Linked DNA regions of Homo sapiens: region 2 is linked to region 1. A link is a loop called in an ENCODE intact Hi-C map of the cell type or tissue named here. Cell type or tissue: endothelial cell of umbilical vein. All regions are shown on one strand. Links, peaks and the distances in the headings refer to the core of each region. The heading gives the core; the rest is flanking DNA.

The links. A loop is a pair of places that touch in the nucleus more often than their neighbours do. Peaks named below come from ENCODE experiments on the same cell type or tissue, not always from the same donor. Only the 100,000 strongest peaks of a DNase experiment are listed, where the experiment ranks them.
Region 2: a loop joins it to region 1, with 4 times the contacts of the local background. A loop is called at or near these places in 1 of 110 quality-filtered maps.

Annotation. Positions count from the first base shown.
Region 1 is chr2:112,809,360-112,813,748 of GRCh38, reverse strand. No RefSeq gene overlaps it. Among named protein-coding and RNA genes, the nearest start is that of IL1B, 25 kb to the left of the region's middle. RefSeq lists an enhancer at 937-2,136. In endothelial cell of umbilical vein, for the core only: no CTCF peak of the experiment used is centred there; DNase peaks (open chromatin) are centred at 908 and 1,628; H3K27ac peaks cover 2,455 bases.
Region 2 is chr2:112,688,640-112,693,028 of GRCh38, reverse strand. No RefSeq gene overlaps it. Among named protein-coding and RNA genes, the nearest start is that of NT5DC4, 30 kb to the left of the region's middle. RefSeq lists enhancers at 139-378, 1-996 and a silencer at 1,729-1,915. In endothelial cell of umbilical vein, for the core only: a CTCF peak has its summit at 1,948 (motif pointing right); DNase peaks (open chromatin) are centred at 338, 1,728 and 1,968; H3K27ac peaks cover 1,854 bases.

The sequences.
Region 1 (4,389 bases), core at 71-4,070:
TCACTGTAGTAAGAGCCCTGAATCGGGAATCCCAGCTTTGACGCAGACATGCTGATTGACTCTGTGACCATTCTCTTCACTTCTCCACTCTATTCTTCCCCACCTGTAAAGTGAGGTCCTTTCCAGTTATAAAAACAGATGATGCTATTGTCCTGTTTTGTATCTAATCTTGCTGTGTTATAAAAAAAATAAGGCTCTGTACATTCATCTTGGCCAATTCCCTTCTTATCTCTACTTCCCACAGCCCCTTTTTGTACAGAAAACCAGCATTGTTCTTCTGGATCCATCTCTTAAGAAAGCGCTTTGCCTCCCCGGTTATTTAGGTGATAAGAAGTGTCCTAGATGACAGCCCTGGAATGGGCTGGAGGCAACAAAAAAGCAAGTGAAATAGACAGTTACAGCGACGACAATAATAACAACCAACACCTCTCACTAAAGAGAAAGAAATAAAAAAGAAAATTAAAATCTGCCGCAATGCCCACACAGTCATTGAATAGCTGCATGTGTACAGCACTTGGTTACTTTTACATACTTCATATTTTAGCCTTCAGAGCAGCTCACAGGGGTGGATTTAATTTTTAGTCCAGCTCCTGGCACGGTGCCTGGCACAAGTTTAATAAATGTTCTGTGAATAAATGACCCTCTTTTTAGATGAGGAAATCGAGGCTCAAGGAGAACAAGCAATGTAATGTCCCCCTCCTGTTCAGCCATCTGCCTTTCACGCCACTGAATGCAGTAGTCCTCCGTGCCCTGAACTTGACCCTCTTCTGCTTTTCGGACTGGTCCTTCTAATCCCGTTGTGACTCACTACACCACCTCTCCTGCATATGACGTCTACATTTTAAAACAAACCGTATGGAAATAACACATTAGTCGGCTTGCTCCCCCACCCCCGCAAAAAAAAAGGCCTCTTTATAACAGAAACTTCTCAGGCTGGTAGGGGAATTTTATTCCCCCATTTATGGTAGAAAGGCCCTAACCTTGGACCTCACGCCATAGCTATTCACATGGGGGAATGATGAATAACATGGGAAGCAGCATGTAACTCTCCTGGGCCCTAGTACAGACGAGTTACTCCCAGGCCGTCCTTTAACCATCAACCCCCTCCACAGAAAATGAGCTTTGGAATGTCTGCCCCAAATTGGGGTAGGGCTCCCCAGAACCATGGACATTCCTCATCTACTCCTTGGAAGTGGCAGGTCGGGTTTAGCACACAGTCTATAGAAAGTCTACACACATGGCAGTCATCTCTATCTATTGTGACAAATGGCTGGAACTCAAGCATACAATATACCCACTGGTTCTTCTTTTTTGACAGTGACATCAGGAACATTTGCATCTTCCATCCCAGGGAAAGGTAAAGAGAGTCAGGCCTTTAAACACAAAATTGATGGAGGCTCAGGTCTAATGAATTATTTCACTCATAGCTATTTTATTTTTCCTGCCAATAAAAATACTTAGAGACTGAGTTGGCAAATGAGAGCCTGAGACACGTGCGGGGAAATTCTGGTTCTGCTGCTGCTACTGCTACTGCTACTGCTACTGCTACTGCTACTGCTACTGCTACTGACTAATCACTCGGAATTCACTTTGTCTCCACCAGAACTCTGCCCCTACTTCCTTGGGAATTCCCCAGCACAGGAAGTTTGCAATTGCTTGATACCTTGCTGTTTCTAAGACCGGAAATGGAATATTTGTGGAACTTCCTTTGCCAGAGGAAATGGTGACCTTTAAACTTTCATTGAAAGAGAAGGAAGTGGGTGCGATACTACGGTTCCCTCTGTCAGTACTGTCTAGCAAGGCTAAGAATGATCCTTGGAGTGACCTCAGCAGAGTCCCTGAGAGACAGCTGGGCAGTAGCTCTACGGGTGTCCTGGGCCTAAGCCCCATCTGCCCTCCTCCCAACCCACCTTCCACTCTCAAGAGGCCTTGGATTCTATTTTCTAAGACCAGGAATGAAAAAGACTCAACAAGAACCTCACAGTCCCTACCTGAGCCTGCTTCCCAAGCCTGTCCTAGGGCTGTCCTTCCAACCCCCAGCCCATCAGCCTTGTGGCCTCCCTGTGTGTGGAAGGCACTTTCTTCCTGGCCACCAAAAACAGGTCCTCCCCGGACTTCAGGCTGCTCCTCATCAGCTGATGCCCTCCAGGTTCACACCTCCCAAAGTTCTCTTCCTGGCTCCAGGCCCTGGAATCCCCGTATTCAGCAATTCATCTTTGACTCCCTTCCTCTTTCCCCTCCCTTCTCTTCCCTGCCAGGAAGGCCCATTCCTGAGTGATGCCAGACATATCCCCATTTACCTCCACACCATCCTGCATTGAGTGGGAGCATCTCTTTTATCTCTGCAAGACCTCTCCATTACCCACGGGCTGGCAAGCTCTCCTCCTAAGAAGTTTCCCAAAGCAGATGCTTTATAGAAGCAGGAAAGGAGAAAAGGAAGAAGAAAGGGAGGGGAAGCTACTTTTTTACTGAATGCCACATGTAAACAATATATTGGGTCATCTGAACTTACCGAAGTACAAACCAGAAATGGCATTATTTTTTTCCAGTAACTGCCTTCAAACGTACTCTATCAGACCCCCCTGACATCTCAGGTCACTGCAGAACTTTCTGTTAAATAACTTGCATATATGAACAGTCTCAGAGGCCAAAAAAAAAAATAACAGCTATGCACTCTTGCACCTAATTCTGTACTTTTCGCCAAACGCCATTAAAATATTATAACATTAAAGGGATATTTAAATTCACGAATCCACAAGGATGGGGAAAACAAATGAGAAGACAGCAAGAGTGAGGGAGAAGGGGATACATTTCTTTGATCAATCAGGCAATTCCCTGGCATTCACATCACCGAGTTCATATTTGCAGTAGCAATTCAAGAGTTCTGAGCCTCACACAGGAGTATCTTTAAGAAAAAAAGAAAAAAATTTTTGGAAGGCTGGAAAGCAGTTGGGCAAATGGTAGCTGATCCTAAGGACCAATCGACATCTAGTACCTTTGGGAGTGGGATCACAGAGATGGTAAAATAAAAAAAGATTGCATGAAAGCTGGTTAAGAAATAGAAACACTTGGGCCGGGCACGGTGGCTCACGCCTGTAATCCCAGCACTTAGGGAGGCCGAAGCGGGCAGATCACGAGGTCAGGAGATCGAGACCATCCTGGCTAACATGGTGAAACCCCGTCTCTACCAAAAATACAAAAAAAATTAGCCAGGTGTGGTGGCGGGCGCCTGTAGTCCCAGCTACTCAGGAGGCTGAGGCAGGAGAATTGCTTGAACCCGGGAGGTGGAGCTTGCGGTGAGCCGAGATCGCACCACTGCACTCCAGCCTGGGCAACAGACAGAGCGAGACTCCGTCTCAAAAAAAAAAAAAAAAGAAAAAAGAAAGAAAGAAATAGAAACACTCCCCCACTCCGCAAAAAAATACATTCTGTATGTTTCCATTTATACAAAACTCTAGAAAATGTAAACTAGGCCAGGAGTCATGACTCATGCCTGTAATCCCAACAATTTGGGAGGCCAAGGAGGGAGGGCTGCTTGAGGCGAGGAGTTCGAGACCAGCCTGAGAAACATAACAAGACCCCATTTTTATTTAAAAAATTTTTTAAGCCAGTTGTGGTGGTGTACCCCTGTAGTCCCAGGTACTCAGGAGGCTGAAGTGGGAGGACCACTTGAAACTAGGAGTTCAAGGCTGCAATGAGCTATGATCGCACCACTGCACTCCATCCTGGGCAACAGAGTGAGACCTTGTCTCAAAAAAAAAAAAAACCCACAAAATGTAAACTAATCTATAGTGACAGAAAACAGGTGGTTGTTTGCTTGGCAATGAAGGAAGGGAGGAGAAGGAATTAAGAAGAAGCTTGAGGTAACTTAGGAGGTATATTAGTTCCTTGTCACACTGCTATAAAGAGCCACCTGAGACTGGGTAATTTATGAAGAAAAGAGATTTAACTGACTCACAGTTCTGCAAGCTGTACAGGAGGCATGGTTAGGGAGGACTCAGGAAACACATCATGGCAGAAGGGCAAAGAAGAGGCAAGCACATCCTCACATGGCAGCAGGAAAGAGAGTGAGTGAAGGGGAGCTCATGAGAGCTCATTCACTATCTCAAGAACAGCAAGGGGGAAGTGCACCCCCACAATTCAATCACCTCCCACAAAGCCCCTCCCCCAGCATTGGGGATTACAATTCAACATGAGACTTAGGTGGGGACACAGAGCTAAACTGTATCAGGAGGTGATAAATATATTCACTATCTTGATTGTGGTGATGTTTTCACAGGGTTATATCAAAGTATAAGTTGCACAATTTAAATATGTGCTCTGTTTATTGTATGTCTATTTTACAACAATAAAGCTGTTCCTTAAATTTCTTTTTTGAGACAGGGTTTT
Region 2 (4,389 bases), core at 237-4,236, 120 kb after region 1:
AAGGTGTACTTGGGTTGGGGGATGCAGAGCTTTAGCTGGCTCTGGTTGCAGCTCCCAGGTGGGCATGGAAGTGAGGGAGGTATGGGATGGGTCAAGGGGGTCTCTACCTAACAGGAAGCCAGAATGGTGGAGGGGCTGGGAGGACAGCACAGGAGGAGTACAGACCACACTGGACCAAGGCAGGAGAAGCTGGGCAGATATGGGCCCTGAGGAGTAGGGAGGGAGTTGCTGTTGTTACAGTTGCCGCCTGGCTGCAGAAGCCAGAGGTCAAGTTCAGGCATGCTGGTTTCTAGGGAGATGAGCTCATGAGCTCTGATGCTCACTCCGCAGGAACCTCCAGCATGAGTCAGCATCAGCTAGGTTTCTCTGGTTCTAGCCTCACTCCTCGCAGCAGTCAAAGTCCAGGAGAGAGGATGTGGTTGGCCCAGATAGAGTCACACGCCCTGGCAATCTGGCGGGTGAGGGATGCTTCCCCTGAGGAGGCACCTGACCTGGACAGGTGACTCCCTGGAAGGAGGTGGGGCTGCTGCATCTGGGAAAAGGAGTAAATGCTGAGAGGTAAGATGACTAAAAATCATTCCAGTCCGATAGTGAAAGGACTGGCCTTTGAATCCATCCCTAAACTTGAGGATTTGATTTGCTCAGTGGCTTTAAAAATATCTAAAAGATATTGTGTCAAATTGCCAAACAACTCCCAGGCACTTCCTCTGCCTTAGCCATTTCTGGGGCTTTCATCAAGTCTATAGCTCCAGGTAATGGTCCAGCTGCTGATCCTTGTGGAATGAGACATGCGAAGCTCTGTGTATGAGTTACTGTTTGGGTTGTGACATTTCTCACTGCAGATTTCCTGCCAAGCCTCACTCCCAGGTTCTACATCCACCCACGAGGCATATAGAGACTTCTCTGGAAGCAGGCGCTGGGAGGCCCATCCAGCCCACTGTGACTTCACACCCAGGAGTGTTAAAAACTAGAATTCTCCTCCAGCTGGGCTAAGCAACATCCCTACTTAACACAGACGAGTAATACACATGCACCAGGGTGCAGTACTGTTTCAGTTACTAAAGGCTCCCAACAACCTAATGGCCATCAGGGGAAGATGTACTAAATAAATCATGGTGAGCCATCTAGCATGCTTCCAGGAAAAAAAAAAAAAAAAGAAGAAATCATGGTTCATTCACTGTTCAGCCATCTAACATAATAAGGCAGCACTCTGTATGAAAATGGAGTGATCCCTTATCTGTGCTGTTCAAAGTAAGGTGCCAAACATTGGGCAGACTACGACATCCCTTGTGTAAAAACTGCACACATATTTTAGGCCTGCTCATATGTATATGAGCACACATATAAAGCCGAAGTGTTCAGTTTCCCCACCACCCTCTAAGGAATCAGGGAACTCCACAAGGCAGTAGAAAAAGCAGACGGTAGGATGGAGAGTCAAGGAGAGAGGGGACCTAAGAGAAAGAGAGAGGAAGACACTTGGGGGTCAGAGAAAAAACAGTTTTTTTAGGAAGCTTTGTAGGGTGGTATTGTAGAAGGCAATTTTCATTCTTTCGAGCCACCCAGCGTCTGATCCTCTGTCTGTTAAAGGAACCCCGTCTTCAGAAGGCAGAATTCCCTTCACAGCAGAAGCTGAAAATGCCAGAGACTCATGTCCTCAGTTTTCCTTGCAGGGAGGGTTGGGACTCGTGACTCCACCAATCAAATGTACTCACCCTGTGTCTGAATCAGAAATTAGTCACATGAGCCTGGGCAACATGGTGAGAAACCGTCTCCACAGTAAAATACAAAAATTAGCTGGGCGTGGTGGTGCGTGCCTGTGGTCCCAGCTACTTGGGAGGCTGAGGTGGGAGGATTGCCTGAGCCTGGGAGGTTGAGGCTACAGTGAGCCGAGACCCTGTCTCAAAAAAAGAAAGAAAAAGAAATTAGTCACATGAGGCACTCTGTAAAACCCACTCAGTCCATGAGGTGGCAGTGGTGGCAATACCTCCAGTCTCCTGGGTGGCAGTTGGAGCGGTCCACGCAGCCAGCAACCAGGACCCAGAGTGGGTGTCGTGGTGTTGCAAGCTGCAGCCACCAGTGCCTATGTCTGTGGTCATATTCTAACCAGACCAATCTGCCACATGATTCTGGGGGTTGGTCTCGTCTGCAGAGCCTCCTAGCTGTGAGTTATCCAGAGATTCTATGAGCACCAGTATTGTCTAACAGAAAACAGTGATTGCCGTTGCTTACAGCTGCAAATCCTGAGACACATATATGTGTGTTGTGCGCCTCTGTCCTTAGCACTCTCCGTGGATCTTTTTTTTTTTTTTTTTTTTTGAGATGGAGTCTCACTCTGTCGCCCAGGCTGGAGGGCAGTGGCGCAATCTCGGCTCACTGCAAGCTCCACCTCCTGGGCTCACGCCATTCTCCTGCCTCAGCCTCCCGAGTAGCCGGGACTACAGGCGCCCGCCACCATGCCCAGCTAATTTTTTGTATTTTTTAGTAGAGACGGGGTTTCACTGTGTTAGCCAGGATGGTCTCGATCTCCTGACCTCGCGATCCACCCGCCTCGGCCTCCCAAAGTGCTGGGATTACAGGCATGAGCCACTGTGCCCGGCCTCCGGGGATCTTAAGTAAAGAACTAGACTAGTTCAAACATGAGGTCAGATTTGTATTTCTTTTCCACAGTCACTGTGCTAAGGCAAGAGCATGGACACCCGGTTTTATTGGGGTGACATCAAACATGCATATCAGACATTGTGAATGTTGGGAAAGATACTCACCAATCTGTTCACAGTGGCTGTCCCTGAGAAATGAGAATGCCATGGGGAGGAGGACTTTTTCTTCTCATTTTACATTTTTCCATGCTGTTTGAATTTTTTTTTTACCATATTCATGTATTATCTTTACATTTTTTAAGTTTAAAATAATTATTTTTAAAAGAAAAGTAATACATCTACAAATATATCAGAATGTGTACATGAGAGAAAAGATAAAGTAATATATGCATTCTGGCAAAAGGCAGAGTCTTTGGAAGAAGCAGGTGGTGAGGAACTGGTAGTCTGCTAACGTCAGCTGAGAATCTTAATTTGGTGGGCTGTCAGGACTGCAGACTTTTTTTAAAGTTTTTATTTGGCATATCTTTTCTTTTTTTAAGAGACAGGGTCTCACTCTGTTGCCCAGGCTGGAGAGCAGTGTCACGGTCAAAATTCACTGCAGCTTCAATCTCCTGGACGCAAGTGATCCTCCCACCTCAGCCTCCCAAGTAGCTGGGACTACAGGTGCATACCACAATGCCCGGGTAATTTTTAAAACTTTTTTTAGGAACAGGATCTTGCTATGTTGTCCAGGCAGGTCTCAAACTCCTAGCCATCCTCCCACCTTAGCTTCCTGAGTTGCTGGCATTACAGGCGTGAGCCACCTTGCCTGGCCTGGTTTAAAAACATAAATAGAAGAGGAGGTTTTGAGTGAAAATTTGATATGTAGGTTATATTTATGTGTGTGTGTGTGTGTGTGTGTGTGTGTGTGTTTACACAGAGGTCTCACTATGTTGCCCAGGATCTAGGACGTGAATTCCTGTTCTTAAGCAATCCTCCTGCCTCAATCTCCAGAGTAACTGGAACTACAGACTCTGGAGTAACTGGGACTACAGGCTCCAGAGTAACTGGGACTTCAGGTGTGCAGCAGTGCACCCAGTTACAATTACTTGTGTGTGTATGCTTGGGGGTATTTATGAATGAATGATGGAAGAGTATGACCACCGTTGTTGTCCATTTATATTCAGGACCCTAGAGAAAATCAGACAGCCTCTATCAGACTCCTCACATCCTCTGTGCCAGCATCAAAGGAGACCAGGTCCAGGTGAGGGGGTGAAGTAGCCTTCCTCTGCCTACTCTCCCTGCAGGTCCTGGGCAGGCTCAGGAAAGGAGGGTGACAACAAGCTTGCCTTCATCACTCTGAGGCGGGCCAACTGCCTAGCTCAGGGCATCTTCATCAGGAGGGCACAGCGGTGTGGGCTGGCCACTGGCTTCATTTTGTTTTCGGAATTTGATGTTCATCCCCACAGGCAAACAGATGAGTAACATCATGAAAAGCAGACTCAAGGACGGAACACCCACGATGGCTGTCGGCAGATCCACTTTCCACCTCCAGACGATGCCTCCGGCGAGTGCCCCCCACTGTGTAGTCAGAGCCCACCAACAGCAGAATCCTGGAGCTCTGGCCTGACCCTACTCTCCTCTGGCAGTGGGGAGAGGGGCCGGGGGGGACCCTGGCCTTTGCTCTCAACTCACTCCCTCTTCACTCCAGGGCAGGAGCCATGAACTCAGTCCCCACCTGTCTTGATCACTGGGGCCTGGGGTGAAAGGTAGGGTGGCCCAGGGAGAAGAGGGCATGGAAAGGCGTGTGTGG